Regions from separate parts of the Homo sapiens genome. Here all the other regions are linked to region 6. Evidence: chromatin loops called from intact Hi-C (ENCODE). Cell type or tissue: IMR-90. All regions are shown on one strand. Region 1 has its middle 280 kb from the start of LINC02612. Region 2 overlaps RND3 (Rho family GTPase 3). Region 3 has its middle 51 kb from the start of LINC01931. Region 4 has its middle 43 kb from the start of LINC01818. Region 5 has its middle 140 kb from the start of LINC01818. Region 6 overlaps MMADHC-DT (MMADHC divergent transcript). Region 7 overlaps MMADHC-DT (MMADHC divergent transcript).

What was found. Hi-C counts contacts between places; a loop is a spot of excess contacts. Peaks named below come from ENCODE experiments on the same cell type or tissue, not always from the same donor. Only the 100,000 strongest peaks of a DNase experiment are listed, where the experiment ranks them.
Region 1: it touches region 6 in a loop (5-fold over the local background); 7 of 110 quality-filtered maps call a loop at or near these places.
Region 2: a loop joins it to region 6, with 6 times the contacts of the local background. A loop is called at or near these places in 5 of 110 quality-filtered maps.
Region 3: it touches region 6 in a loop (2.9-fold over the local background); 2 of 110 quality-filtered maps call a loop at or near these places.
Region 4: a loop joins it to region 6, with 3 times the contacts of the local background. A loop is called at or near these places in 6 of 110 quality-filtered maps.
Region 5: it touches region 6 in a loop (2.9-fold over the local background); 2 of 110 quality-filtered maps call a loop at or near these places.
Region 7: it touches region 6 in a loop (3-fold over the local background); 2 of 110 quality-filtered maps call a loop at or near these places.

Annotation. Positions count from the first base shown.
Region 1 is chr2:150,909,925-150,913,924 of GRCh38, reverse strand. No RefSeq gene overlaps it. Among named protein-coding and RNA genes, the nearest start is that of LINC02612, 280 kb to the right of the region's middle. In IMR-90, a CTCF peak has its summit at 1,745; DNase peaks (open chromatin) are centred at 1,784 and 2,094; H3K4me3 peaks cover 559 bases; H3K27ac peaks cover 1,169 bases.
Region 2 is chr2:150,465,550-150,469,549 of GRCh38, reverse strand. RND3 (Rho family GTPase 3) reads left to right here. Exons shown (of 6, transcript NM_005168.5): 6 at 1-1,355. Among named protein-coding and RNA genes, the nearest start is that of RND3, 20 kb to the left of the region's middle. In IMR-90, no CTCF peak of the experiment used is centred here; DNase peaks (open chromatin) are centred at 2,489 and 3,319; H3K27ac peaks cover 512 bases.
Region 3 is chr2:149,907,896-149,911,895 of GRCh38, reverse strand. No RefSeq gene overlaps it. Among named protein-coding and RNA genes, the nearest start is that of LINC01931, 51 kb to the right of the region's middle. In IMR-90, no CTCF peak of the experiment used is centred here; a DNase peak (open chromatin) is centred at 2,405; H3K27ac peaks cover 164 bases.
Region 4 is chr2:150,124,006-150,128,005 of GRCh38, reverse strand. No RefSeq gene overlaps it. Among named protein-coding and RNA genes, the nearest start is that of LINC01818, 43 kb to the left of the region's middle. In IMR-90, a CTCF peak has its summit at 2,041; a DNase peak (open chromatin) is centred at 2,015.
Region 5 is chr2:150,022,946-150,026,945 of GRCh38, reverse strand. No RefSeq gene overlaps it. Among named protein-coding and RNA genes, the nearest start is that of LINC01818, 140 kb to the left of the region's middle. In IMR-90, no CTCF peak of the experiment used is centred here; no DNase peak of the experiment used is centred here.
Region 6 is chr2:149,595,465-149,599,464 of GRCh38, reverse strand. All of the region lies in intron 1 of MMADHC-DT (MMADHC divergent transcript), which reads right to left. Among named protein-coding and RNA genes, the nearest start is that of MMADHC, 9.7 kb to the right of the region's middle. In IMR-90, CTCF peaks have their summits at 1,732 (motif pointing left) and 3,964; a DNase peak (open chromatin) is centred at 1,654; H3K4me3 peaks cover 390 bases; H3K27ac peaks cover 530 bases.
Region 7 is chr2:149,742,448-149,746,447 of GRCh38, reverse strand. It overlaps MMADHC-DT (MMADHC divergent transcript), which reads right to left. Exons shown (of 3, transcript NR_110240.1): 2 at 2,689-2,730. It overlaps LOC105373680 (a long non-coding RNA gene), which reads left to right. Exons shown (of 2, transcript XR_923464.3): 2 at 645-800. Among named protein-coding and RNA genes, the nearest start is that of LINC01931, 110 kb to the left of the region's middle. In IMR-90, a CTCF peak has its summit at 2,114; DNase peaks (open chromatin) are centred at 1,417 and 2,207; H3K4me3 peaks cover 155 bases; H3K27ac peaks cover 2,826 bases.

The DNA.
Region 1 (4,000 bases), 1.3 Mb before region 6:
TTTAGTTGAATATGTCTCTAAGCTTTTGTCTTCTGTCACCCTTAACTCAGACATAGTCTGGTCCAGCCATAGTTGCTAGGGATGGCAGCTCCTGCTTTGTGAGAAGCATGACCTGTCTGCTTCTCAACAGTTTGGTTCCACCAGTTTCAGGGACAGAAGAGGGTGTGTACCAACCAATAAGGACAATTACTTAATGGATAAATCTTGTCTATTTCACAAAACTTACATGTCCAAGCAGTAGCCTGTTGGAACTTCTATGACCTACTGCAGAAAACCAGATTACCATTAGGGCTACATATCTTCCATTTTAGCTGTTTTTTTCTTATTATTACTTGACATCTCACATACCCTGTTAATAGGAAGTCCAGGGTCTCCCTCGGGAAGCAACATCTCTCCCTTCACCTGTTTCTGCCTTTATCCTGATCAATTTAAAGAATCTGAAGCCAACTCAGTCTACTTCTAAAAGATAAGTCAGTCCTTTTTTCAAATACCAAATAGAACAGATTCATGATCAGATTTTGCCAAGACCTGTCAATATCACCAAGTGCTGCCCCTGGAAATGACTACCACTGCGCATCATTCAGTTCTGACCTGGACTAGGGTAAGGTACCTAGCAAAGTCCTTTCCCCTTGGCCACAGTGATTGGTTTAGAGTAGTTATCTGACCTGAACTGGATCACTTGCATGAAGTACAAGACTTCGGTTCTATGTTTGCGGGAAGAAAAGTGAGCCCCTACAGGTCTCGACGTCTTGACGAAGAATGACAGCAGCCACCCTGGATCAAGAGCAAGACAGAGGATGAGGCTGCTGCCTTGCAAGACAAAGCCTAGAAATGGAGGGACCAGGAGCCTCTGCGGCATTGCTGGGTTGCTGAATCCACTCTTGCAGGGAACCCAGAACATGCTGAATGTTTCAATTACACAAGGGAATGAATAAAGGCCATTACGGTAAAAGATAGTTTAAGTTGCACATTTGTTTTTTATAAGTAAAATAAACTCTAACTGGTATAACATAAAAAACCATTTGTAGTTCTCAGCTGTTCAATTAATTGAATAAACTAGTTGCTGCTCACTTGCATAAGGACTCCTAAATATACACTTAAATTCTTATTATAATAAATGTTTCCCATGGTGAAATATCTATACAGGAAAATTTTTCTAAAGTTTTTGTTAGAAATAGATAACAGCTGAGGAAAAAAATCCCCCCAGAAAACTTCTATCAGGAAAGAGAAATCAGATGAAATGTTTGAAAATGAGCTTTTTAGTACTCAAAGTCTAAACCTCCAACTGTTGGCTCTCCTGACCCCTGTCCTGCGTGTACAGGGCCGATGTTCCACTACTAGGGAGTTATAGGAAGGGCCGGTGCAAAATTAGCCCTTAGGTAACCATTTGTGGCTTGTATGATTGAGGAAGACATAAAATGCATCCATCGATTCTGAGTTACTTGATTCCTGGTAGGGGAGGGGATGGGGACTGAGTTAAGCAGGTGAGTTAAATAAATGTTTAAATAAGGTTTTCTGAACTGGGTTTTTGGGAACCACAAAGTTGGGTTTCAGATTCCTAGTCAGTAATAGAAACCCCCTATCCTTCCTCTCCAGTGCAGAAATAAAGCCAGTTTTGGGATTAATAAGATTAACACGCTGCTGGTCTTACTTCTTGGACTTGGAGCTCTGTGGCACCAGGGCAGCCTGAGTTGCCGGCTGGTTTCACAACCATGACTGTGGTCCTCACAGTGACAGGAGGGACACACCACACGGGAGAGCTCTTCCCCCAAGATCGAGTTATTTTTCTTGCGTAGCACTCCTTATGCAACCAGTATTGTGACTAAGCACTTCCACCCCAAAGATTCCTTCAAAAACATTTTCCTGGCTCCAAATGAGTGCATTCTACTTTGTTTTGCTTTACTGCTTCTTTTTCGTTCCTTCTCAGTTATTGAAATAAAACTGAGAGCCAAATCATAAACTTTGATTTTGTGTTTGACCTCAAGTTTGCTCTGGTCGTTTCTTTCATCCTTTCTTTTTCCCATCAAGCAAGTGCTTCTTCAGTTTACTAGCAACATGCCTGCTAAAGCATATTGCACAATATGTGGCTCGCCACGTGACAGTGACGGTAGAAAATGTAGTTTAGGGCCTAAAACATTGTAGGTATGCCAGCTGCCATGACATCAGTATTGTTAATGCTATGGTTATTCTTTTTATATCAGCTTTTCATATCTCACTTTACAGATTAAGCAAAACAGCTAGCCAATATCTCTGTTTTTTATTGCATTCATAGAATATTATTTTTATTTGTGGGACATATTCTAAATACAGGCATGTGGCACCTTAAGCAGATCCAGTATAGCATACAAAATCTAGATTTATACATTTGTTTGTAATTTTTTTAAAAAGCTAGTTCTCTTTTTGAAATTTAAATATAAGTTGATGACTTTAGTTTTTAGTTTTTTTTTTTTTTTAAATAAAGTTACTGATTTTATTAAGGGGAATTCCCTGATGTGGTCCTTGTGACAGGCAGCTCCAAAAAGGTGTTTACTATTAACCAGTGTCCTCAGCAGGCTTTCTGGGCTCGGCAGATGTGACCTGACACAAACAAATCCACTGTGGTTTTACCTACTAGGATTTGTTTTCATTGTTATTCTAGTCTAATTTTTCATTCGGACAGTGAAATTGGTATTCCATGCAAATTTTCTGGGTATCTGTCCTTTGCTTCATTTTTCAAGTTGCATAATTTAGTCACATTATTTTCATTTGCCTCTATAGCTTTGGTTTACTTTTTTTTTTTTGTATGTTAAGCAAAAACAAAACCAAAAAGCTTTACTCCTTTTTTCTCTACAATAAATCTCTATTTTAAGTATTGATTTGCAAATATGTCTGTCATGATAGTTTTGGGGTGCTTTCCTTCCACTTTTATTTTTATACTAGAAGAGGAATTTACTGAAATCCTTAAAGTTATCTGGCAATTCAATCAGATGCTGCACCTCATTTAAATGTGTTCAGCAATTGTCACGACTGGCATCATTAACTTCTATATTCTTATCTGCTATAATTGGTGATTGATGATGAAGGTTTCTAATCACAGGTGTGATGATGGTTCAGTTGGGCTCAGTGATGTTAAGGCTGAGTGAGCACCTCCTTTACAGCCTTTCTTTCATTCCTTAGCTCAAAATGAGCAAATAATTTTCTATAGCAATCAACCATTCTAATCTTTAGGGAATCTTAACTTATTTTCATCCTATGCTTTAAAACACTATCATTGTGAGTCTTCATACACAGATACCATGTGCCAAAATACTTGGTTCATTTACTTGACAATTAAACCAACCAATCAAGAAATTTGAAACAACAATAAAAATAAAATTTTTAGGTAGATGTGATTATGTTTTGTTTCAATAAATGTAAACAAATAAATAGATATATAGAGAATAGTTCAGATGAAATTAGTAAAAATTGACTAAATTTTGTATAAATCAATTTTATAAATGTGACAACATGAACCACATTTTAAAGAAAAATAACAGAAAAATGGTGTTAAATCCTAGTCTTTGGGGAGGAAAAGTGATTGTACCATATTTTATAAATAAGAATTTTGAGAACAATGAATATAATTTTATTTATGTTAGTAGAGCAATTGTAAGAAGAAGGAATTAAAGTTATGATAATCATACTGGTTAAAAGTGAATTAAAGTAACAGACTACTTTTGGAAACAGTTTGGCAAAGCTCACTGGACTCAATGGAGGAAAGGTATATAAAAACATATATTGGCAGATGGTTTCCTAAATGATAATTGTTGTTAAAGCTAATATTGCCGAATTTGGAAAAACACAGGAAACCTGATGGCCAATTCTAAGGAGGAAAAGAAACATCGTTTTATAGAAACAATTCATTTGATATATAATAAATAAACATCATGAGCTCATTTGGGGGAATCCATGTGCATGTTACTAATTTAAGCTAAGCCTTAATGTTAAAACTCATCTCTCAAGTGCCAGTAACCCTTAATAA
Region 2 (4,000 bases), 870 kb before region 6:
GGGAACTGGCACTGTGACCTTAGCATTTAGTTTTCTAGAGGATGTGATCTAATTTCTTTCTAGCTCATCATTAAAAAGGAAATTGTATCAGGACCCATGGGATATATCCAGAGGCAAACTTTATGAGGCTTTGAAATCTTGCCTTCCTGAAGATAGCTGAGTAGGATGGTTCTAAGGAAAGCCTTTGCAATCTTGCAAGATTTGTAGACCAGCACTACAAAGATCGCATAGATCAAATAGGAAAAAAAATGTCGATTTTTATTCAGTCTGATGGTTCTGTTCTTCATTGTGATTGTCATTAAAAAGTGGTAAATTGCTCAATGTAATATTTTTGTGCGCTGTTTAGAAGTTGTGTGATTTTTTGCCATCGTTGATAAAAATGCAAAGTCAAATAAAAGGTGTCTTGGTTTGATGTCATAGAATGATCCAAGGAGAGAAAAAAGGTAGTTACTGTTTTCACCAGAAAAGGTAATGAGTGAAGGAAAGAATAGTAGCAGAAAGCACAGTTTGTGAGTAAAGCTGTCTGGAATTAAGTTACCAAAAATACAAAGCAAAAGGACTATTATTTTGGGTTGAAGCTCCAAAACTGACAGCATCTGATAATCTGTTGGTTTATTTCACTTTTCATTAAATGAACATTGATGAGAGAAGATGCCACTTACCCAAGCTTTAGAGAATCCCTAGTGGAAGATTATATGATAAACTTTCAGTCCTGACATAACACTAGGGCATTTCTAGAGTGTCATTGCTAAAACCTCACTGAACAGATGCAGCCAAGGTCTGTGTTCAGCACTTGGTCTCTGTTGTTACGTAAAATAATAAGCATTTAAAATAGTTTACAGATATTTTTGACCAGTTCCTTTTAGAGATTCTTTCAGAGAAGAAACCAGATCTGACCTGTTTATTGTTGGCGCTTGTTGAAAACGAGCTTTCTTTCCCATGATAGTGCTTCGTTTTTGAAGTGTTGAAGCTGTGCTCCCCTTAAATCGTGGCAGGAGAGATTAAGGTAATTACAACACTCAGTTCTATGTCTTACAAGCACTTTGTCTTGTCTCTGCAAGAAAATTCGATTCCAGTCATTTCCCATAAAATACAGACATTTTACCAACATAATATGCTTTGATTGATGCAGCATTATGCTTTGGGCAGTATTACAAAATAGCTGGCGAGTGCTTTCTGTATTTAAATATTGTAAAAAGAAAATAAGTTATAACTGTTATAAAGCAGAACTTTTGTTGCATTTTTTAAACTGTTGAAGTCACTGTGTATGTTTGTTTGGTCAATGTTTCCGCAGTATTTATTAAAACATACTTTTTTTTTCTTCAAATAAAAAAGTAACCATGTCTTTGTCTAAATGTGATCTGTCTTTTATTATCTACTTCCTGATTTAGCTGTTTAGCTTTGTTCTTTAACATAGGTGATTACAGAATCTGGCCTAACGTTTTCTGAACTAGAAGGCTTTGGAATTTTTTGATTCTTCATAGTAGTAACAGATAAACCTGCATATATAAAAGTTTTCATGATGCTTTCAAATCACAAGAAAAAAATGGGGCATAATTAGATTAAGTGATTTGATCATATACAAAAAAGAGCTATGATACTGCCTAAGATTAACTTGTAGAAAAGATGGAAATCCTTCAAGTCTTTAAGAATGAAGCAATATGATGCAGTCTCAAGTCACAGGTTTAATACTAATATAAGCCTAGTTTGCCTCTCTGCCCTGTGGGGTCCTAAGCCTTGGTCCTTAACCCATGCCACCTCGCAAGGCATGCCCTTGTTCACAGCAGTTGTGGGGATGACCCAGAACACAGCTTTTGCAGCAATTCGTGGAAGGATAAATAACACAGCACAACATAATACAAGTTACCCCACTGATCTGGGAGATGTACAGTAAGCATGGAACAGCTTAAAAGAGAGGACTATCTCCCCATAAATCCAGTTGATTCTCAGTCTTCAGCTAAAATACTTACATATAAGTTTTACATAAGTGTCCAAAGATACTCTGTGGGATTTTAAAACAGTGCTTCTTTTTACACAGCTAAGTCACTTCATATAAAAAAATGCATCCTTGTGGCTTCTTTTTTTCTGAGTGGCTTTGGGAATCTTGGAGGTATAGTTATTTGCTTGGAAATAATTCTCAGAAGCCCAAAGCAAAGGGGGAAGCAGAGAATCCAGCATGAGTGAACAAATTAAAGCACACTGACATTATGAAATGGCCTTATAAACAATTTTAAGCACAGAGATTTACTGAAAATGTCTGTAACTCATTCTCGTCATCAAATAGTAAAGGAAATAAAAGTACTTTCCAAATCCTTCGTGTTGAGTAACTTCGGAGCATAATGTCTAAGTCAGGCTTGCAAGAAACTCATTTCTCAACAATCACTGGCACAGAAAAATAAAAAAATAAATAAAAAGCTGAGGTTTTGCTGACCTTGGCAGTATTTTATATGCTGTACAGTAATGTTCCTCTCTGGTCAATTGTTCTTTCCTAGCAGCTTTAATTTGTTGAAGCAAAAGAAAAACGTTTGTCTTCAGCCTTGGGCATGGATGCCTTCGTTTTCTCTGACTTCTTGCCTTAGCAAACATTTCTTCTAAGCATTCTGTGAACATTCCTTTCTATTGATTAATGATCATGGTTAATGCCTTTTTAAATACTAAAAGGTGGTTTTCAAACTCTGAGTAAGACTTACACTGTGTCTCTCTCATTTTAATCTTTTACAGGAATAGTTTCTTAGAAGATTCTAGTCTTGCAGGGAGTCTGTCTTGAGTACAAACTTAGAAATAACTCAGGGAGTTATTTTTATTAGAAAGAATTTTTTTAAATGACCTCATCTTCTAACTCTCCTGAAACTCTTAAAGCTGCTTATCCTTTTTCTACTGGGTTATTTTGACACCAGCATTCTGTTTTAACCTCAAAGTTTTTATTTTTATCATTTTTCTATTCACCAAATATTTATTGAGTGCCTACTACATGCCTGTCACTTTTCTGAGTTTGGCTCATAATCATGAATTAAATACAGTCTCTCACATGGGGAATTTATAATGTAGTAGTGGGAGACAGTCACTACCAAACTATAGTACACCAGAACTGGTTGTCATTTCCATTGACATAAACTGAATCAAAGAAAGTGAGTAGGCACTAAATATTCCAATACATAGCCAGGCACATTAATGCAATAGCCGCATATGTTACACCACATACGGAAGATGATCAATTGCTAGTGAGAGGACGCTCCCTTCGTTCTTTATGTCTCCCAGAGGCAGTTGGTAACTTATTTACAACTTTAGGTTCCTCTCAGCTCTGGGAACATAGTTCTTGCCTCTTACCACTTGTTCATATACTTGGCTACATAAATTCCCTTTCTGTTTTCTCCTTTCCTGAACATAATCTCCATGAATATGACTCTTTCTACAAAACTACAGCATATAAATAAATAGACTCAAGCAACATAAAGTATTGTGGTGGGCTGCATAATGACTCCCCAAGCATGTCCACCTCCTAATCCCAGAAACTGTGAATGTTTCCTTGTATAGCAAAAAGGACTTTGCAGTTGTGATCAAATTAAAGATCTTGTGATGGAAAGATTATTCTGGATTATCCAGAGAGGGCCCATGTAGTCACAGACCTTTATAACAATTATGTAGGAGGAATCAGAGTCAGACAGTGGCAATGTGATGACAGAGATGACAGAGGGTCAGGCAGAAGGATGGAGAGAGATTTGAAGATGCTATGCTGCTGGATTTTTTTTTTTTTGGCAGAGTCTCACTCTCTGTCACTCAGGCTGGAGTGCAGTAATATGATCATAGCTCACTGCAGCCTTGAACTCCTGAGCTCAAGTGACCCTCCTGCCTCAGCCTTCTGAACAGCTGAGACTACAGGTCTATGTTACCATACCTGGCTAATTTTTAATTTTTTTTTTTTTTTTTTTTGGTGGAGATGGAGTCTTGCTATGTTATCCAGGCTAGTCTCAAACTCCTGGTCTCCACCTCTCAAAGTGCT
Region 3 (4,000 bases), 310 kb before region 6:
TATAGAATCATGTTGTCTTCAAGCAGAGACAACTTGACTTTCTTCTTCCGATGTGAATACCCTTTATTTCTTTCTCTTGTCTGATTGCCCTGGCCAGAAATTCCAATATTGCATTGAATAGAAGTGGTGAGACAGGGCATACTTGTCTTGTGCTGGTTTTCAAAGGGAATGCTTCCAGCTTTTGCCCATTCAGTATGATACTGGCTATGGGTTTGTCATAAATAGCTCTTATGAGATATGTTCCATCAATACCTAGTTTATTGAGAGTTTGTAGCATGAAGGGATGTTGAATTTTATCGAAGGTCTTTTCTGCATCTATTGAGATAATCATGTGGTTTTTGTCATTGGTTCTGTTCATGTGATGGATTACGTTTATTGATTTGAATATGTTGAACCAGCCTTGCATCCCAGGGATGAAGCAGACTTGATTGTGGTGGATAAGCTTTTTGATGTGCTACTGGATTCAGTTTGCCAGTATTTTATTGAGGATTTTTGCATCAATGTTCATCTGGGATATTGGACTGAAATTTTCTTTTTTTATTATATCTCTGCCCGGTTTTGGTATCAGGATGATGCTGGTCTCATAAAATGAGTTAGGGAGGAGTCCCTCTTTTTCTATTGTTTGGGATAGTTTCAGAAGGAATGGTACCAGCTCCTCTTTGTACCTCTGGAAGAATTCAGCTGTGAATCCGTCTGGTCTTGGGCTTTTTTTGTTTGTTTTTGGTTGATAGGCTATTCTATTAATTACTGCCTCAATTTCAGAACATGTTTTTGGTCTATTCAGGGGTTCACCTTCCTCCTGGTTTAGTCTTTGCAGGGTGTATGTGTCCAGGAATTTATCCATTTCTCCTAGATTTTCTAGTTTATTTACATAGAGGTGTTTATAGTATTCTCTGATGGTAGTTCTTATTTCTGTGGGATCAGTGGTGATATCCCCTTTAACATTTTTATTGTGTCTTTTTGATTCTTCTCTCTTTTCCTCTTTTGCAGGTTTTTAATCGCATCATCTTCTTGAGTTGTAAATTTCTAAGGAAAGTTTTCCTGCACAATATAGATATTATTGTGTGTTTGCTAATATTTTCTGCAATTCTAGTTGTTTGCCTTTTCAAATTTCCTTGCAGTGTCTTTCAAGAGCTGAAGTTTTAATTTTGATGAAGTCCACATTATCTTTTTTCTTTAGTAGTTCATTCATTTCTTAGCATTTCTTGCTAAGGAATGTTTGCCTAACCAATATCACAAAATTTTTTGTGTGTATTTTTTTTAGGGAATTTTATTGTTTTAATTCTTATATGGTGGTCTCATTCGTTTTGAGTTTATTTTTATATATGATACCAGGTAAGAAGGGAGGTCGTAATTTTCCATACAAATGTCCAATTATTCTAGCACCATTTATTGAAAGACTATTCTTTTCCCTATTGAATCACTCTGAAACTTCTAGGTCTATTTTTAGAGTCATTATTCTGTTACATTGATCTACATACCTCTCCTACTGCCAATATTTCCTCATATATTTATCTTTTACTTAATTCCTATACTGTTTTTAATTCTCTTAAAGTATGCGGGTTTTTTTTTTGTTTTTTTGTTTTTTTGTTTTTTTGTTTTTGAGATTGGTGTCACTTCATTGCCCAGGCTGGTGTGCAACGGCGTGATCACAGCTCACTGCAATCTCAACCTCCCAGGCTCCTGTTATCCTCCCACCTCAGCTTCCCAAGTAGCTGGGACTACAGGCATGTGTTACCATGCCTGGCTAATTTTTTGTATATTTTATAGAGACAGCGTTTTTTCATGTTGCCCAGGCTGGTCTCAAACTCCTGTGTTCAAGTGATCTGCCCACCTTGGCCTCCCAAAATTAAGACAATATGGTTTTGTGCAGAAAAGAGATAATATAGCAGGCCTGAAATGGCTATCCTTAGAAAAACCTGCTTGCAAGCTTCGCCCTTGACTGGCATCTGGAAACTTGGATTTCAGAAACACTGCCACCATTCCTAGCTGAGAAGAGTGGCTCACTGCGCCCAAACTGTGTGAGCAGTGTAGTTAATACTGAACACCTGATTTCCTTCTGGGAATCAGGGATTTTGGAATGTGCTAGGCAGGGGGTGCCTACCAGACTTACCTCACATGAAAACCCTGGGCACTGTGTCCTGAATGATTTTCCCTGGTAGGCATATCAGGGACATTGTCCCAATTTATCACTGGAGAAATTAAGCACATCCTGGGTGACTGCACTGGAGAGGACTCATGGAAGCTTGTGTGTGATTGCCTCTTGACTTTGTTCCACCCACCTTTTGCTTTAGTAAATTTTACTTTGTGTCCTTTCACTGTAATAAATCGTAGCAGTGAATATGACTGTATACTGCATCCTGTGAGTTCTCTTAGCAAATCACCAAAACTGGGAGTGGTTTGGGGAACCTCCAACACAGTGTTTACCTTATCTCCCTGTCTAAATTGTGAACATTTTCTAGGATAGCAACCATGGTGTAATTGTCTTTAAATCTACTCGTACTGCCTTGTACATGGCAGATATCTAATTGAGGTTTGTAGTTTGAGAGAAAAGACCTAGAGAGATACAAACAAGAGAGTTTCATCAGCCCCTTATGTAGACAGAAAACTTAATTCTAGTGAAGCATGTCTGTGACCCACAGAGGAAACTATTAAACCATTACTGCTTTACAATGATCCAGAAAAAATGTTTGTATTTTCTTTATATACAGAGTACATTTTCCCAGCAGTTGAAGGCTAAAAGCAGCAGTAAGTCAAGCTTCTGCCTCACCCCACCATGGTCTCTCAAAAGTAGTTACCAGTCATGGGGGCATCAATTCGTAAAAGTCCCTGTCCAAGGATTCCTTCCTGAAGGTTTGGAAATGTGCCCATCATGCAGGTAGCTAATACATTTTGAAAATAAATGGGACTGCTCTCTCCCTAAGCTCATTTCAAGTTTCTTCCACTTCAGCTGATTAATGCATGGGCTCACCCACAGTAACTCCACCCTAAGAGATAGGGTTTCTAACAGTTGGTGCAAAGACCAGGATAGGCATTTTGCCCAGTTTGCAAAACTGTAACAATCCTGGCTAACACAGTTTTAAAATGGTGATGTCCTGGTAAGACAAAGCCAGTTCACTTAGAGAAGACACTTCATTTTTATCTTATCTTTAGCTAGTTTAACAAAATTTCTGACAATGATGCACAAATGAGGGAAAGACAAAAGAAAAACATCCTGTTTATTGCAAAGCTAATGGAAACATGTACCAATTAGGAGATAAACAATTCACTCTATTGGAACTTATCAGATATTATTAATCATTTTTTAAGAATTATATATATGTCAGGAAAATATAAAACATTATCTCCTCCCTTTCCTCTTTCCTTTCTCTATCTCTATTGGCTTTTACAGAAAATTCAGTTCATCTATACCCATTAAAATAGCCCTGTGTTGTGATCTAGAAACCTGCGTGTTTCTCATAAATCATTATAAACTCTGTCTTCCGAACAAAGAAGCTGTATTTGCTACAAATAAACAAATCCCAGAAGATTAGAATCAGTGTATAATTCAGAAAAGCTGAACAAGGTTACATTACATTTTAAGCAAAGGAGGAGAAATTTTTTCAAACTTACACATTTCACAGACCTAGCAAATTTAAAAAATTCTTGTTTTGACTTGAAGCTTTGCAGTTATCATTGTATCTATAATGTAAAAAAAGTATTTTAAAACTTACAGAATTTACAAAATAAATTTTTTTTCTAATGACATCTCAATTCAATGAGTATGAAAAAGCTTATTTGAGTATATATTAATTTTAAAATGGCAATTTTAAAATTGACTCAAAAACAAATTTTTAAGCTAAATGCAAGCAAACTTTGCATTCCAAATCTGCTGCACCAACTGGCATACAGCTTAGTTAAAAAAATAGTTTTATGTTTGAATAGTAGTTGTACTCTGGGTTTTCCTGGAAGCGCTGTTTATTATCTCCCTTATATTCCAAATAACTACAGATGTTATTCA
Region 4 (4,000 bases), 530 kb before region 6:
AGATTCCACCTAATCATCACCAGTCACGACTGCAGGCCCAGTGTTGCCAGATACTCATTTTTAAGAGAATCCATAAATTGATTTTTGTGAGACAGCTCCTGATTTTTTAATATTGACAACTAATTCAAATTTAAAACACCAGGTAGGCAGTGCAGGCCAACACATTTACAGGTAATTTATTTCATGCAGCACAGTGCCATAAACCAGGATTTTACAACTTTCTCTTTTCCTGAATCACTGTTAGAGTCAGCGCCTTCTATCTTGAGAGTCTGAGGGGAAGGTAGAAATGATTTCAATCCAGTTCTCCTTCCAGTCAGAAAAAAAAAAAAAGTGTTTGGCAGGCCTTAGATTTGGATATTCCAGAAATTCTGAGGAAGAGCTAAGCCAAGTATAGATGCTGTAAATGGGCCCTGACTCCAGGCTCTGAGTCCCTGAGAGCGAGAGATGGGGTACAGTGTTGGGGGGTGGTGGGGATTAGGGTAGAGCAGGCTGCATATGTGGCTTAGTCATATCTCACTCTCACGAGGTGTGAGTAATTAAGGAACCGCATGCTGCTTCTACTGTCAGAAGTACAGGCTCATGGGAACCAGTTTGAAGCAGGCCGGGTGGGGTAAACTAAGGTGGCTCTGACACTTTCTGACTTCAAGCTGTGGCCTTAGGACCTTGATTGTATTTTTTAGCTTTGATGATAAAATGTCAGTGACTAGTTAGGGCATTGTTATTTTATAATTTATAAAATTATTTTATAATTTGATTGACATAAACATTGTCAGTGTAAGTGATGCGCATTTACTAGCTCATTGGTGACATTTGTGAAAGAAAATGTTTTGTGGGCCTTTTAAGCCCAGGGAATCTCAGGAAATCAGGGGGAAGAATTGCTTTCAGTTTGTTTGATGTCTGTAATTAGAGGTCATTAGGGGAGTTCCTGTTCTCTTAAGGGTTGTCACCTCTGTTTTCTGTGGCCACATACAGAGGCAGCTGTAATTTGCACAAGGTCAGTCAGGCCTGTCCCCTAAGTGACAGTGGTAATAAGTGATGTGTGTAGTGAGTGCAGTTAAGTTTGTGTGTGGTGCCATTACTACCGGAGCCCTTCCTTCCACAGTATCTGACCTCCTCAGAACACAGCTCACCTATGCTCAAGGGTCCCTTTCAGGTCACTAGGCTTGGCCTCACACATTGTCTTTCAGATTAGAAGGGGTCCAGGGCAGCACAGTGCAGTTCTGGCAGGCTCGGGGTCTCACAGGAGCCTCGGCACTAAATCTCATACCCGAGTTAAGCAAGCCTCAGCTTTCTCATTCCATTTTTGAACTGTGTGCCCCACATGACATGCCAGGGAAACATGGCACATAGCTAAATTAAGCTGAGTAGCCAACCAAATCCTGTGTGCCTGCCTATGCTGAAGAGAGAGGCACTTAATTGCTCTACCTCATAAACCTGGGACCGGCCGCACGAGCCAAGGGGCAGGTACAGGGGAAACTTGACAATCGCCTGGTAGTTGTCATAACCTGACTTGCATTTTGAGCGCTTGACTCATCCTGACATTAGCTGAACAACTGAGTGTCTGTTTCCTTTGTGGTTGCCTGGACGATTAAGATGCCCATTATTTTTAATAAAATAAAATAAATACACATATATTTAATACAATAAATATAATAATAAATTTAAATTTTAACAAAATGCAATTAAATAATAAAAATAAAATACTATTTTTGATAAAATGAAATGTATTAAAAATCTTATTTTCAATCAAATCAGAAATTTTCTGGGAAATTCTTACATATCAACTATGTTCTCTGCAGAGCATCTAGTTAAGTGGCAGCATGAACCAGTTTATTAAGGAGCATCACAGGACAAGGAACTTCTGTCTGGCAGAAGTAACCTCAGTCTGCTCCTCTCACCTTTGAGAGAGAAGACTGGCCAGTTTTGTTTATTTTTTTTTTGTCTCATAAGTGAACGTGCTGCATATTTCACAGAGGGCAGAAAAGAGGAAGCTCATATTCCTCTGGACACTACGAGGCGCTAGGGCTTAGAGCCCATGTGTCACTGTGGGTGGGAGGCATGATTCAAAGCCTCTGTCTTCCTAATCATTAACAAATGTCCTCTCTCCCAGGAGGGAGAGTGCGAAACAATGAGGACGTGTGAGAAATAGCTCTTAGCTGGCCTGGGAGCTCGAACCTGGGTGCACATCAAAACGAGTACCACAGACGCTTCAATGCCAAGCCTGCTGCTCTGAGATGTCCAAATGCCCGGCTGGTGAGGTGAACAGTGGCCAAATGGATTCCAGAAATCTCATGGGAACAGTATCTGCTGCTGCGGCTTCTCTGTGGCTCTTTCGAACCCCTGGTACATAAAAATGGTGGGAAAAGATAACTTTTCAACCACCAGGGTAAGACGTTTACATAGGTCCTAGGCTAACCATTCAGGCCACATGCTTTTATTGTGTTCTACCCCACCCCACCCCCACCCCTACAATATCTGTAAGTGTAAAGAGCTACACCCTTTCACAACATTCTCTCACTCTTTCATCAAATATTCTTAAGCCCTTCATATCCCAGCAAAACTGGCATGTGGCTGCTGAAGTCGGCGGCTACTGAAAATTAGTAAATAGTGGTTCAGTAATCGACCTATGAAGTGTCTGTTCTGACCACAAGTTTCAACTACCCAGAGCGACAAGGGTAAACACAACAGACTGGGCATTAAGCCTGGGTTAGTGGTTTTCCATGAAGCCCTACAGAAGAGTGACAGGGCTGCCACAGGGAACCGAGTAGAAAGGCAAAGTTCTGGAACCCCCAAGCCCACTTTAATCAGAACAACCCTGCTTAGCACTTTCATAATTGTTGCTGAGTGTTGTTTTAATATATATTGGACTTAGGTGCAGGTTATCATTTAAGAAAAAGGAAGCCTAAACAATACCTGAGTATTAAAAAGAAGTTATAACTTCTTTCTGCCACCCTCCAACTCCCACCTTCTACAAATGATACACTACAATATAGAGACAGCAAAGACACTTGGAATTAATCATGGTTATTTGGAATTATTTGTAGTTTCTGAGTCATCACCTATATGCTAACTACTAAAAAGTACTATTTTTGGCCCCAATACAATTTTCTCAACACATTTGAGCACTTACTATATACAAGACACTCTGCTAGGTGCTGGGAACAGAAGTAACACACCCACTAGGTATCAGCTGCCTAGGGATAACTCAACTTCTATTGCCTTAGTTAGTTTAAACCAAACTTAGCATCTTTCTCACTTTCCTTTTTACTGCTTCAGCTACGCTTATCCAACATATACCAAGCTGGCTTTCCCTAACTATTTACAGAAGTGTCAATTTATGTGATCATTTTTTATACTTTGTTTTCTTTTGTTGCATGAATCACTTCTTTCAGATTGACTTCATCTTCTTGTCCTGATATAGTACTTTAATAGTTTATACCTGCATTACAATCCTCACTAGATGTTTCTTCATAGCAGACATCTGTGGAAGAGCTGTAATGGCATTAAGGTTGAAGGGAGGGGAAGAGTATACAGCCCTTCTGAAAGAGTAACATTCACCAACTCAGAGCCAGAGGAAAGGAGCCCAGGGTCCCCTGAGTGGTAGGGGAGGAGAGTCAAGATCCCTTGTGGGATATGTGGGACCAGGAGACCAACTTCCTCCCGTTCCATGGTGGCAACCTCTCCAGTAGCCAGGAGGAATTTGATGAGAATTTGGTGTCTCAGCACTGTTCTTGGTAGCAAGTGACCCAGAGAAACAACTATTCTGGCATTTTGACCCAAGTCCTTAATAGTACCCCTCTAGTGCCATCTTTCATCATATCATCCTTCAAAGCTCTGTTGAAGCTATATTTCCTCCCCCAAAACACTCCCTCTAATGTTGCCATTTCCTGACTTCTTTCCCACCCGGTAACTGTATTTGGCAGGTAGCTTCCCCCTTCACACTGCTCTAGACTTTCATTTACTTGGCATTTTGTAATGGGTATTCAGTGCAGGCTTTTTA
Region 5 (4,000 bases), 430 kb before region 6:
AAGGAGTATATTTAGGGCAAGGTAAGTAACCTCTCAGACCATCAGTTTCCTCTTCTGTAAAATTAGATAATAATACTGTGTACCCCAGAGAGTAATTTTGAGGATTAAATAAGTGAATATTTTTAAAGCACTTAGAACAGTGATTGGCACATAGTAAAGTGCTGGATCAAGGTTCGACAAAGAAAAATACATGTAAGTAATATAGTAGAAGTTGGCTTAAGTAAACTCCACTCAATTAATTAATGTCCCATTGGCTCTAAAAAGCATTAGTCAATGCTTTAAGACCCTGAATACTCATGTTTATTAGGTCATTCTTTTGTTTACCACTGCTCTCACCAGTAGAATTGTTTGCTTATCGAGACTTCGTTATGTTTATTCCCTGTTCTATATATGACAGTTACTTTTGTTTTGTTATTACATAACTGAATCATATAAGTAAGCCTATTAAATATGCACTCAAAAGACAGTTGTTTGTATGAGAACTAGGTCAAAGGCTTTGGAGAAACTTGATAAAGATAAGTTGTTGCTGTTGTTGTTGTTGTTTTTAAATGCCTTGGATTAGGTGTTACTGAAGCAATGAACAGATTGAGGAAAAACCAGAAATTATTTTTCAGATGTCTATAAATTCTGGCCCCACTAAATAGAAACTGGAACTGGAAATTGTGGACAATGTACTACAGAGGTGGCTTGTATAAGCAAGACAACATAGAATTCTAAGGGAATGATTCATACTCAATAGCAAGGCTTGTTTTATAGCAAAAGTTCGGCAAAATAATAGACTTTTATATTTTTAAGCTAAAGGAAAACATATTTAATTATTATGAATTATTTTAAATGGCTATTTAAATAAATAAAAATTTTAATGCCAAGTAAGAGGGTTTCTGTCATACTAAAGACTACTTGAAATAGCTTTGGAATGAATACCTGCCTTAGGTTTGAATCCAGGCTCTGCCACTTTACTTGCTATGGGACCTTGGGAAAATAGCTTATTTAACTTCTCTAGTAATCAGGTTTTCTACTACCAAAAATAAGGTATTGATAGTACCTGTGAGGTCATTAGGAGGATGCAATGCATCAAAAGAAAGCACGGAGCACAATGTCTGGCATGGTAAATATTGTCACTCTTATTACTATGCTTTTCTGAATTCCATTCATTACTTAATTTAGTGTCTTATGCATACTTTTTATGCATGTTCATAATGTTTAGGTAATGATAATGATTAAATTATTCAGCAAATAATTATTGGGCATACTATTTATCAAACACTAAGATATGGTAGGAACAGAGTCATGAATTAAGACATAATTTTCTGCCCCCTTTGAGAAGCTTTTGCATTATCCAGAAGTTAGATTAGAAATCTCAATGAACCTAACCATTATTGATCTTGTCTTGTGGCCAAACACTAAATATATACATATATATATTTCTTATATATGTTTATATTTAATACATATTTTATATATATATTTATATTTAATACATATATTTTATATATATATTTAATACATATATTTAATATATGTATTTATATTTAATATATATTTTATATTTATATTTATATTTAATATATATATTTTATATATATTTATATTTAATATATATATTTAATATATATATTTATATTTAATATATATTTATATTTAATATATATATTTAATATATATTTATATTTAATATATATTTAATACATATATTTATATTTAATATAGATATTTAATACACATATTTATATTTAATATATATTTAATACACATATTTATATTTAATATATATTTAATACACATATTTATATTTAATATATATTTAATACACATATTTATATTTAATATATATTTAATACATATATTTATATTTAATATATATTTAAGACATATATTTATATTTAATACATATAGTTATATTTAATATATATTTAATATATAGTTATATTTCATATATATTTAATATATAGTTATATTTAATATATATTTAATATATAGTTATATTTAATATATATTTAATATATAGTTATATTTAATATATATTTAATATATAGTTATATTTAATATATATTTAATATATAGTTATATTTAATATATATTTAATATATAGTTATATTTAATATATATTTAATATATAGTTATATTTAATATATATTTAATATATAGTTATATTTAATATATATTTTTAATATATATATTTATATTTAATATATATTTTTAATATATATATTTTATATATATTTTTAATATATATATTTTATATATATTTTTAATATATATATTTTATATATATTTTTAATATATATATTTTATATATATTTATATTATATATATTTTTAATATATATATTTTATATATATTTATATTATATATATTTTTAATATATATATTTTATATATATTCATATTTAATATATATTTTATATATATTTATATTTAATATACTATATTTAATACATATATTTATATTCTATATATATAATACATATATTTATATTTAATATATATTTAATACATATATTCATATTTAATATATATTTAATACATATATTTATATTTAATATATATATTTAATACATATATTTATATTTTATATATATTTATATTTAATATATATATTTAATATATATATATTTTATATATATTTAATATATATTTATATTTTATATATCTTTTATATATTTAACATATATATTTTATATATATTTAATATATATTTATATTTTATATATTTTATATATATAATATATATTTAATATATGTATTTATATTTAATATATTTAAAATATATTTAATATATATTTATATTTAATATATTTAAAATATATTTAATATATATTTATATTTTATATATTTAAAATATATTTAATATATATTTATATTTTATATATTTAATATATATTTAATATATATTTATATTTTATATATTTAATATATATTTTATATATATTTATATTTAATATATATTTTATATTTATATAAATATTTATATATTATAAATATATTTATATTTAATATATTATATATACATTTAATATATTATTTATATTTATATATTAAATGCAATATTATATATAAATATATATAATAAGTGCAATATTAATAATGATGGATAAGGATCTAGCTGTTAGAGTTGCAGGTTTTGGGAAATGTTCACTCATCCTGTTGCTCAATAAACATTTATTTATCAGGAAAATAGAGTCAAGGTAGGCAATAACAGCATGCAAAGTAACAACTATAGAAAAATAAAATATAAGGGAACATCAAAAAGGGAGAGAAATGACAGCAAATTCATGTGGACATGCAACATATTTATAAATATTTCTAAAATACTTTACCCATATATAAATCTAAAGAGCCTGCCCATAAAACCACACATGATGTCAAGAAGGATAAGCTTCTACAAGTTGATGAAAATATGTGCTGTGGGTATAAGCATGGATGTCAAGAACGAGACTGAAATCCTAACTACCACTTATTAGCTGTTTGACGCTGAGAAAATTATAAAAACTTTTTTTGTGTGAAGGTTTTGTGGAGTGACAGACACAAGTTTAAAATAACCTGCAATCCAGTATTAAAATAGTAAGCTGCCTAGAACAGTGCCTGGCAGGGTAATGCCTCAGAAGGTGGCTGTTATTATGACAGGTAAGAATTAACACTGCACTCAAGTTGCATGGAAAGTGCCAGAATGTGTCTTCCAGACCACAGGCAGCACAGACACTTCTCGAGAACCCTTGCCTCGACTTTCATGGAGTTTGTGGCTTCGCTCTGTGCTATGCTCCTAGGTTGACTCACTGAGACAGCTGTTTTGTTTTTTTGTTTGTTTAATCTGGTCTACATTTTAATCAAAGAATGTCTGTATGATGTATGGTTCAAGAGGTTAAACTCACTTAAAGACATTAATCCTGTATTTCCAAAGAAAGTCTTTTGCTGTTTTTGTAGTTTACATATTTGTTTATTCGGTTTTGTTCAGTTCTGAGGATATGGGGTGACTCCTGATACTGGATTGCAGGTTATTT
Region 6 (4,000 bases):
CCATTCTACAGATGTAGTCCTAAGGCACTTGCCCAATGTAGATGTACGATGCTTTAGGAGTTCAGAAACAGGAGAAGGAGAAATTCAGGACCAGGAGGAACAATGAGGACTGTATTAGCCTAGAGAAGTTGTCATGGAAGGTATAAGACTTGAGCTAGCTCTTGCAAAGGTATATGCTAATGACTACCAGAATTGTCACACCAAATGTCACAATCTAATATTATCAAAGATCTAGTACTTCAGCAGAGTAATTTAAATCAATTCCTCAGATCTCTCAACATTTATTAAATACCTATTATGTTTTAGCCTCCGCAATCAAAGAGATAAACAAAAAATGGCTATCTATTGAAAATGTATATATGATACTCAGCATATTACTAGATGTCACTGGGGTACAGCCCCCACTTTTGAAAAGCTTGTAATCTAGTTGGTCATGTGTGTGTGTGTGTGCATGTGTGTGTATATGTACACGTGTGCAAACTAATTAAAAAGCAACTAAGACTAGGTTATAATCATGAGCTACACTGAGCAATGCTCTATGATTCAGGAAAGCAGATTTCTGTGAATTACCCAGATAGCTTCATGGAGGAGATGGCTTGGAGCTGATATTGAAAAAGCAGCCACATTTATATAAGTAAAGGAAGCAGGAAGAATTTACCAGCTGGTGATAACAAGATGAGAAGGACTTAGGTAGGGATAAGCATAGTTGGTGTGACTAAGAGTGAATAATATTAAAAGATAGCTGAAAATAAAGTCACACATGTAAAGGGGGCAAGAGGGACACAAATTGGACATTAAAATTAACTCAAATCCCAGATTGTTGTTGAGAATATAGGCTTGATAATTTTCATCCTCAAACGCTAACTAAATCTTTCTGTTTTACTTATGCAGGAGAAAGGGCAGAAATATAAGACAGAGTGCAGAGAATACTAAAAATAATAGAAAAAAATAAGGTTTCAAAGACCATCTGATATGTAAGTAATTTCCTTGGAATTCAGAAATATCAATAAAATTTAAAACAGAGAATGTTACCTGATCCAAGATTTTATTTTTAAGCCCAAATCTTCTGTAAGCAATTAACAAACAGGCATCACTGATCCCACTAAACATCATCAAACCATATAGAAAATGCGAACTTTATATCAAAGAGCAGCATGAATACTGACATCCCCATGGGCTGGTGACGTGCCTGCACTGCTCAAATGACAGGGCACTGGGCCTTCCATGCGTCCAGGGGATATTCCCACTGTAATGTGTCAGCAGATTTGCAAATGTTCTCGGTGACAGCAGCACACAGTCCAGGAATATATCCTTACCCCTGTGCTCAGCTCAGATCGCCTCAGTGCAACGTCGCTCTGCCCTGCGGGGTCCCTCTAATGGCCCCAACTGCCAATGAAACACCTTCATCATCTCTGTATCTAAAATTGGACGAAGGTATCAAGTTTGGCTGCCTGATGAGACTAATTAAGTACTTTGCAGAGATGTGAAGAAGTAATCAGTCCTAGCCAGTGAGAAAAGAAAAAGAAAATATGAAGGAAACCCCTAGAGGTGACTCTGACACAGTTCCTGTCTCTATTGATGATTCATAAGATCACAGCTGAAAGAACCTCTACCATAAATCGAGGACCTGTGTTAACAGCAGGAAACGAAACATCATCTCACAACTCTTCCCCCACTAATTCAGCACATCAACCCCGCATCCTAAAATCGTTACATTGCTGTATACTGACACCTAGTGTCCAGAGTTAGGTGAGCCCAAAGGCAACATTTTTTTCGGTCAAACTGTGGGACATGGCTCTCTCCCGCATCAGGTTTCCTGGTGTGATTCCTCCCTCTGCTTCAGGGCATCCACGTGAAAGTGTCATTAAGAATTTACTTTAGTACAGTTAAACTCCCATTTTGTGGCCTACCCTCCTCAAGTACTTTGAAACTGCAAAGTGTTCCCCAGGACGACCCTGCTTTCTGCTGAGCACACAGCGAACTCCCACCTTTCCTTCTTCTTCCTCTCCTTCAGTATCAGGATGTGGTCTTTCTTTATATAAAGTCTATATATTTTAATAGCATTATTTGCTATACCAAATATAATTGGAAAGAGAAAGCTGTACCAGAAATGCCTCAGAATTGTTCATAATAGCAACATGTAAGTGGCTTTCGAATTATTTCATTTTGGAGAGTCACCTCTTCCCTCCTTCTACTCCCACAACCACACAGTGAGACAGAGAAAGAGATGTTAATGAATAATCAAAAGTCAACAGAATAACAGCACAAAAAAAAATCAAAAATAATCCCAAGGAGTAAGTACTTAAGTGACTCTATTTTATTCTAAGCACTCTTTAGAGATAAGCCAGAGCCGTTTCTAGACAGGAAGTGTAAAAATTTTTGAAGACGTGAGCTTTCAGATAGCAATAATTTCTCTCAAGACCATTTTTAGATCTACATTACTGTCTTTGAGTCAGACTTTTTCCATACAGGCAAAATAGAAGATGTAAGCAATTAGATGAGATTGGTGAGTAGAAGATGCATGAATGTAGATAGCATTTGGTCTTGGAGTTAGATTTTCCAGTTTGCTGTGCAATACATGGGACATAGTCATACTAAAAAATTATTCATTGTCATCTCGGCCTTAGCACCATTTTCTTGAAAACCTCTGTGCCATAAGAGCCAAGTGGAGGAAGAAGCGAATGCACAGGTTGAAGCGCAAAAGAAGAAAGATGAGTCAGATGTCCAAGTAAACCACTAGCTTCTTGTACCATGGAGGCCACAGGAGCAGAAACATGGAATGCTAGACGCTGGAGATGCTGGTACAAGTTGTAGGACTGCATGCTACTGTCCAGAGCTTATCTCATGATCTAGAACTTCATCGCCCTCTGATCGCCAATCACCTCTAAGACCCATGTTGCTCATAACCAAAACTGCCCATTTTGGTCCTTTGCCCTAGACCTGTGACATTCTGGACTATTTATGTGTTTACTTGTGGCCGAGTGTAACAACCATACAATAAATCATCTCTTCCGCTGTCTTAGCTGAAGAATTAAAAAGAAATCATTGTTTACATGAAATCAAACTTTATATCAAACTTACCTGGCTGTCCAGTATTTTATCAGGCAACGCTATTTGGGGTGGGGAAAAAAAAAATACCTAACTAGGAAAAGTAACTAGGCTCCTAGTGAAACCTGAGTCATTTTTATGGAAATGGGTGCTATAGTGGGGTTCCAAAGATCAAATATAAAAGTGAAAGCCCAATGCCATAAGCATTCAAGTACTACCTTGCATTTATTTAATGCTTCATAATTGGTAGAGCATTTCATATTTATTATATTATCTGGATCCTCCTCTTGACAACCCTTATGTGGGTATTTTTATGCACACTAAAAGACTCAGAGATGTTAAGGAATTGTCATTGTAATCTGCACGAGGCTATAAGGAAAAGACAGAATTCGAATCCAAGTCTCCCAGTATGGTGCAGTGTCTACAAATACAGAAAAAGTTCCTTTGAATACTGCACAAGACTTTTAATCCCTGAGCTACACATGAAAATTAAGTACCTGAAAAACCCAGTAACATCAGGACATAATGCCAAGAAAATGAAAAGATATTCTTAGAAAGAGTCATTGACCTGCCTTACATACTTTCAAACTGTAGAGTCCAGTTTGGTTTTAAAACCACAAAAGCATTCACTTTATTTTCCCAAGTATAGTAAGACATTATTCTGACATGGACTTACTCACATGTACCCAAAATCTCTAAATCTCCAACCACTACTCTCTGTAAACTATTTATATGTCTAGAGATCTTTGATAAAATCACAGGATAATTCAAATCTGTTTAACTTAGAGCTCATGTTCCCTAGATCTTTACATTTCAAATTTAGAAAATGTTCTTGTAATAATTCTTTTCACTATTAACCATCAAGGTCATTTTTAAATTGTAGAGTACTGACAGCTGGTGTTCATAGTGTATATTGCACTTCTCCCCTGAACTGTTTTTATTTCTTACCTGT
Region 7 (4,000 bases), 150 kb before region 6:
GCCCATCTCCACACTCTAACCCCTACTCCCTCCCTAGTTGGGATCACCTTGGTCTCCCTTCTGTCTTCAGCAGTCCTAATGTTGGCTACTCAGAAGACAAAAACTTTGGGTATAAAGTCTGCAAACACTGTGCACATAAAATGCCAAGCATCCTTCAACCCAGGAGAAGTAGCCTATAGCTTTAGTGGTGGTTACTACTATTTGGTACCAGCCCCGGGGTTGAAATCATAGGTCCTCTAACTTATTAACTGTGATGTTGAGCAAATTACTAAAATTCTCTGTGCTTCAATTTTCTCCCATGTGAAATAGGAATACTGGTAGTACTTATCTCACACAATTTTTACAAAGATTAAATGGGTTAACGTTTACAAAGTGCTTAGAACTGTACTTAACACATAATAAATGTTACTTGAATGATTGCTGTGGTCGTCATTAGCTACCATTTAGAGCTGTGTGAGGAACAGATAAATAACGCCTGTAAAGCACGTATCATGGGGGGCACACACATAAACAGTAAGCACCCAATTAATGCTAAGCTATTATTACTTTGCTCAAATATGACACACGTGTCAGAAATGACCCGCTGTTTATTTCTTTTTTTTTTTTATTTTTGCCTCTCTTGCTGTTTCTGATTTCTTTTTCAGCCCCTGTGAGGTCACATATGTCTGTGCCCGTGTCTGTGATGAGTATATTTAACCTCAGGGTCAAGACAGAAGATATTGGAAGAGAAGGAGAAGCCACTGGCTCATTTCCCAGTTTTTCCATTTTTATTGAAAAAATAAAAGTATTTCCTGTAAGAACTAGGTACCATATTTTTGAGACTCCAGCTGAGCTTGAATAGTTCATTAATTTTGGCACTCTTACGTGAAATGAAAGCAGTTTTGGAAAGTATGCCTTTATCTGGGTTAATTAGTAAACGAGAACATTGGGACTTTAACACATTTTTTTTTTTTTGCTTCAGCAATTCTTGTAATTGTTTTGCTTAGGTTCATGCTGTATATAAACACATAAAGACAGCTTTATGTATCCATCCTGTGATAAAAGACAACTGGAATATTCATGGTGTTCAAGGGACATTTTGGGGAGGGGAAAGTATAAGGACTGTATTACAGAGAAATTTGAAAGAAACAGAAAAGATGGAGGTTGGGGAAAAAAGATGAAGCTGTCTGAATAAGAAAGGATGTCTTAAAGAATGAACAACAGCAAAAGGAAGCACCATTAACAGCCTGTTCCATTTTGATGTCTGACTACACATATCCCAGCTTCGTTTTTATCATCTTAATGTTTATATCGTTACTGACATCCCTGACTTCTGTAACTTCTGAATGCCTCTTAAGGAATCTCTCCAATTATTTGAGTTTTTTGCAGATATTTAAAAGTATTTGGCTTCAAGGTTATGTTACATGACAGCAAACAAATGCTTAGTCATGCCATGAGTAGTATAAATGCCGGTGCTGCCTGCAGCATACATCAGTTCCAAGCTGATTATTTTTCCCTTCTTGTTTCCACCAATTTGTTACGAGACAACTGTCACTCGATGCCCAGATTGAATGGTATATCATACCCTCTCTTTGGCTCTAGAAAAATTACAGAACCCATTTTCCTGCTGACATCCTCATAGGTTTAATATTTCAGTTTAAACTTCAGGGTAATGTGTAGATGCATTCTTGTAAGTTGTCTAGTGCTGGCTGTGCAGAAGCATGAGATGGACAAGAGGAAGGTTGGAAAGTACCTTAAAAAGACAGACTTTTATAAAACTATATAACGTAATTTAGTCAAAAGTATTTTCCTTACTTCAGGTAATTAATTATCTAGGCTGTCTGGCTAGATGGGGAATTAACAAGCATTTAGCCATGAAATGTGGATCAGATACTTCACATAATTATTTTATCCATTCTTTCTTATAACATTGTAAAGTAAGTATCATTATCCTTTTACAGATAGGAAAACTGAGGTTAAGAGAAGTGAAATAAATAGCCCAAGGGCATGCTGTATGTTAGCGTACTTATAAAATTTATGAAATTGATATTCATGGCAGATGAGTCTAAATCATCTGAGATTATTTTTTGTACCCTTCTTCCTATATGCATGTGATGATCACCAGAGCTAGTCCTGGCCCCAAGCGGCAGGGAGACGGAACATATGTTTTTTAATTAGTATTACTCAGGCCCCTAGAATGTATCACAGAGAAAATGACATCACAGATGCTCCAGTGTGTCATACACTCTGGTTATTTAAGGGTGTGTAATAGAATCCTACTCCAACAGGAATTTGGATGCATATGGCAAAACAATTCCCAGAATTCCTTGTCAGTTCAGTTCAGGATGGAAGAATTCTCCCGCAGGACCCTGGCAATAGGCGTTCTGCCCTGTCTGAGGAATCCTCGAGGATCCTGAAATGGGCTGCCCTTGATCCAGTGTGTCACCATGTCTCCCTAACTCTAACCACCCCAGGAGGTAAAAGAGCTTTCTCCTCTCTATTACACACACACACACACACACACACACATCCTTTCCTTAAACTCTTTTGTGGTTATCACAGTGACTGGTGGGCTCTTCTGGCATTCCCAACCAGAGATGTTAAATGTCCTACAACATGTGGGGCTATCTGCATAAATACAAAGTGCCCCTCCCCAATAACAATGAATCCATGAAGAATTTTCCACCATCCCTTCTTTTTTTCACTTACTTTCAATACTCCCTCTCACAGCAGTTTATTCCATCAGGTTCCCTGTGGGAGAAGAGAGGAAGTAGATTAACATATCACCCCTAAAAGACAACCTCCTGTTCTGGGTTGTGATCTCTTCTGACCCAGGTTCTCCTAGTTTCTTGGCTCGCTGGAAATTCTGTTTTTCAGTCAACCTGCTGAATACTCTTTATTGGCAGCTACTCAGAAGGCCACTGCTTGAAAATTTCAGCCCTTGGGGTTGATTTTTGCTGCCAAAAACAGCAGTTGTTGAAGTCTGCTACATATGACTGGGTCATCCATAAGGGTATTTTTTTTCAATATGAAAAACATTTGTTCTGCCAAAGTCATGCCTACCCCCGGCATGGGGGTTGACAGGATTCCATTTGCTTCTAGCAGGGGAAGAACTGACCTCTATAAATTACATTCTTGAATAATGGCTTTGCCCAGAGAAATCTGGCATTACCCCAGGTCTTTCTCCAGATTCATAAACGCTAAATGAGGTGAAGATTTTGACCTGAGCACCTGGGTGGATGTTATGCTCCTTATTAAGATGTGAAAAACCGCCTGGAAAAAAAATTGTCTAGAGAGAGGAACATCAGGGTTTCAGCTTTGGCCTTGTTAAGTTTGAGATGCCTCTTAGACATCTAAATGGATTTGTCCATATGACAGTTGACGATAGGAGTTAAGATTTTAAGGAGTGGCCAGGGTTAGAGATGTACATTTGGGACAGATAAATAGTTCTAAGTCCTCAGCCTGGTAAAATAACTGCTGTGGTTTGAATGGGTTCCCTTCAAAATTCGTGTTGAAACTCAGTTCCCACTGTGGTGGTATTAAGTGGTGGCACCTTTTGGGAAGTGATTAAGTTGGGAGGACTCTGCCCTCATAATTGAATTAGCGCTTTTTAAAAGGGCTGGGAAGAACCAGCTTAGGCCCTTTTGCCATTTGTCCTTTCATCATATGAGGGCACAACCTTTATCACCTCCAGTGGATGCAGCAATAAGGCACCGTCTTGGAAGCAGGGAATGGGGTCCTTGCCAGACACCAAACCTGACAGCATCTTTATCTTGGACTTCCCAACCTCCAAAACTGTTGAAAATAAATTTCCATTCTTTGTAAATGCCCTAGTCTCAGGTATTTTGTGATAGCAGCGAAATGGATTAAGATAATAAAGAGAAAGAGAGTATAAATTTAGGAAAAAATCATCTTGGATTGGATAGCTCTAACATTTAGAATTGCTCAATATAAAATCATCACTAGGTTCTGAGTCTGGTGAATGGTACTAACAGGCAGATTGTCTAGTTATGATGCTGAC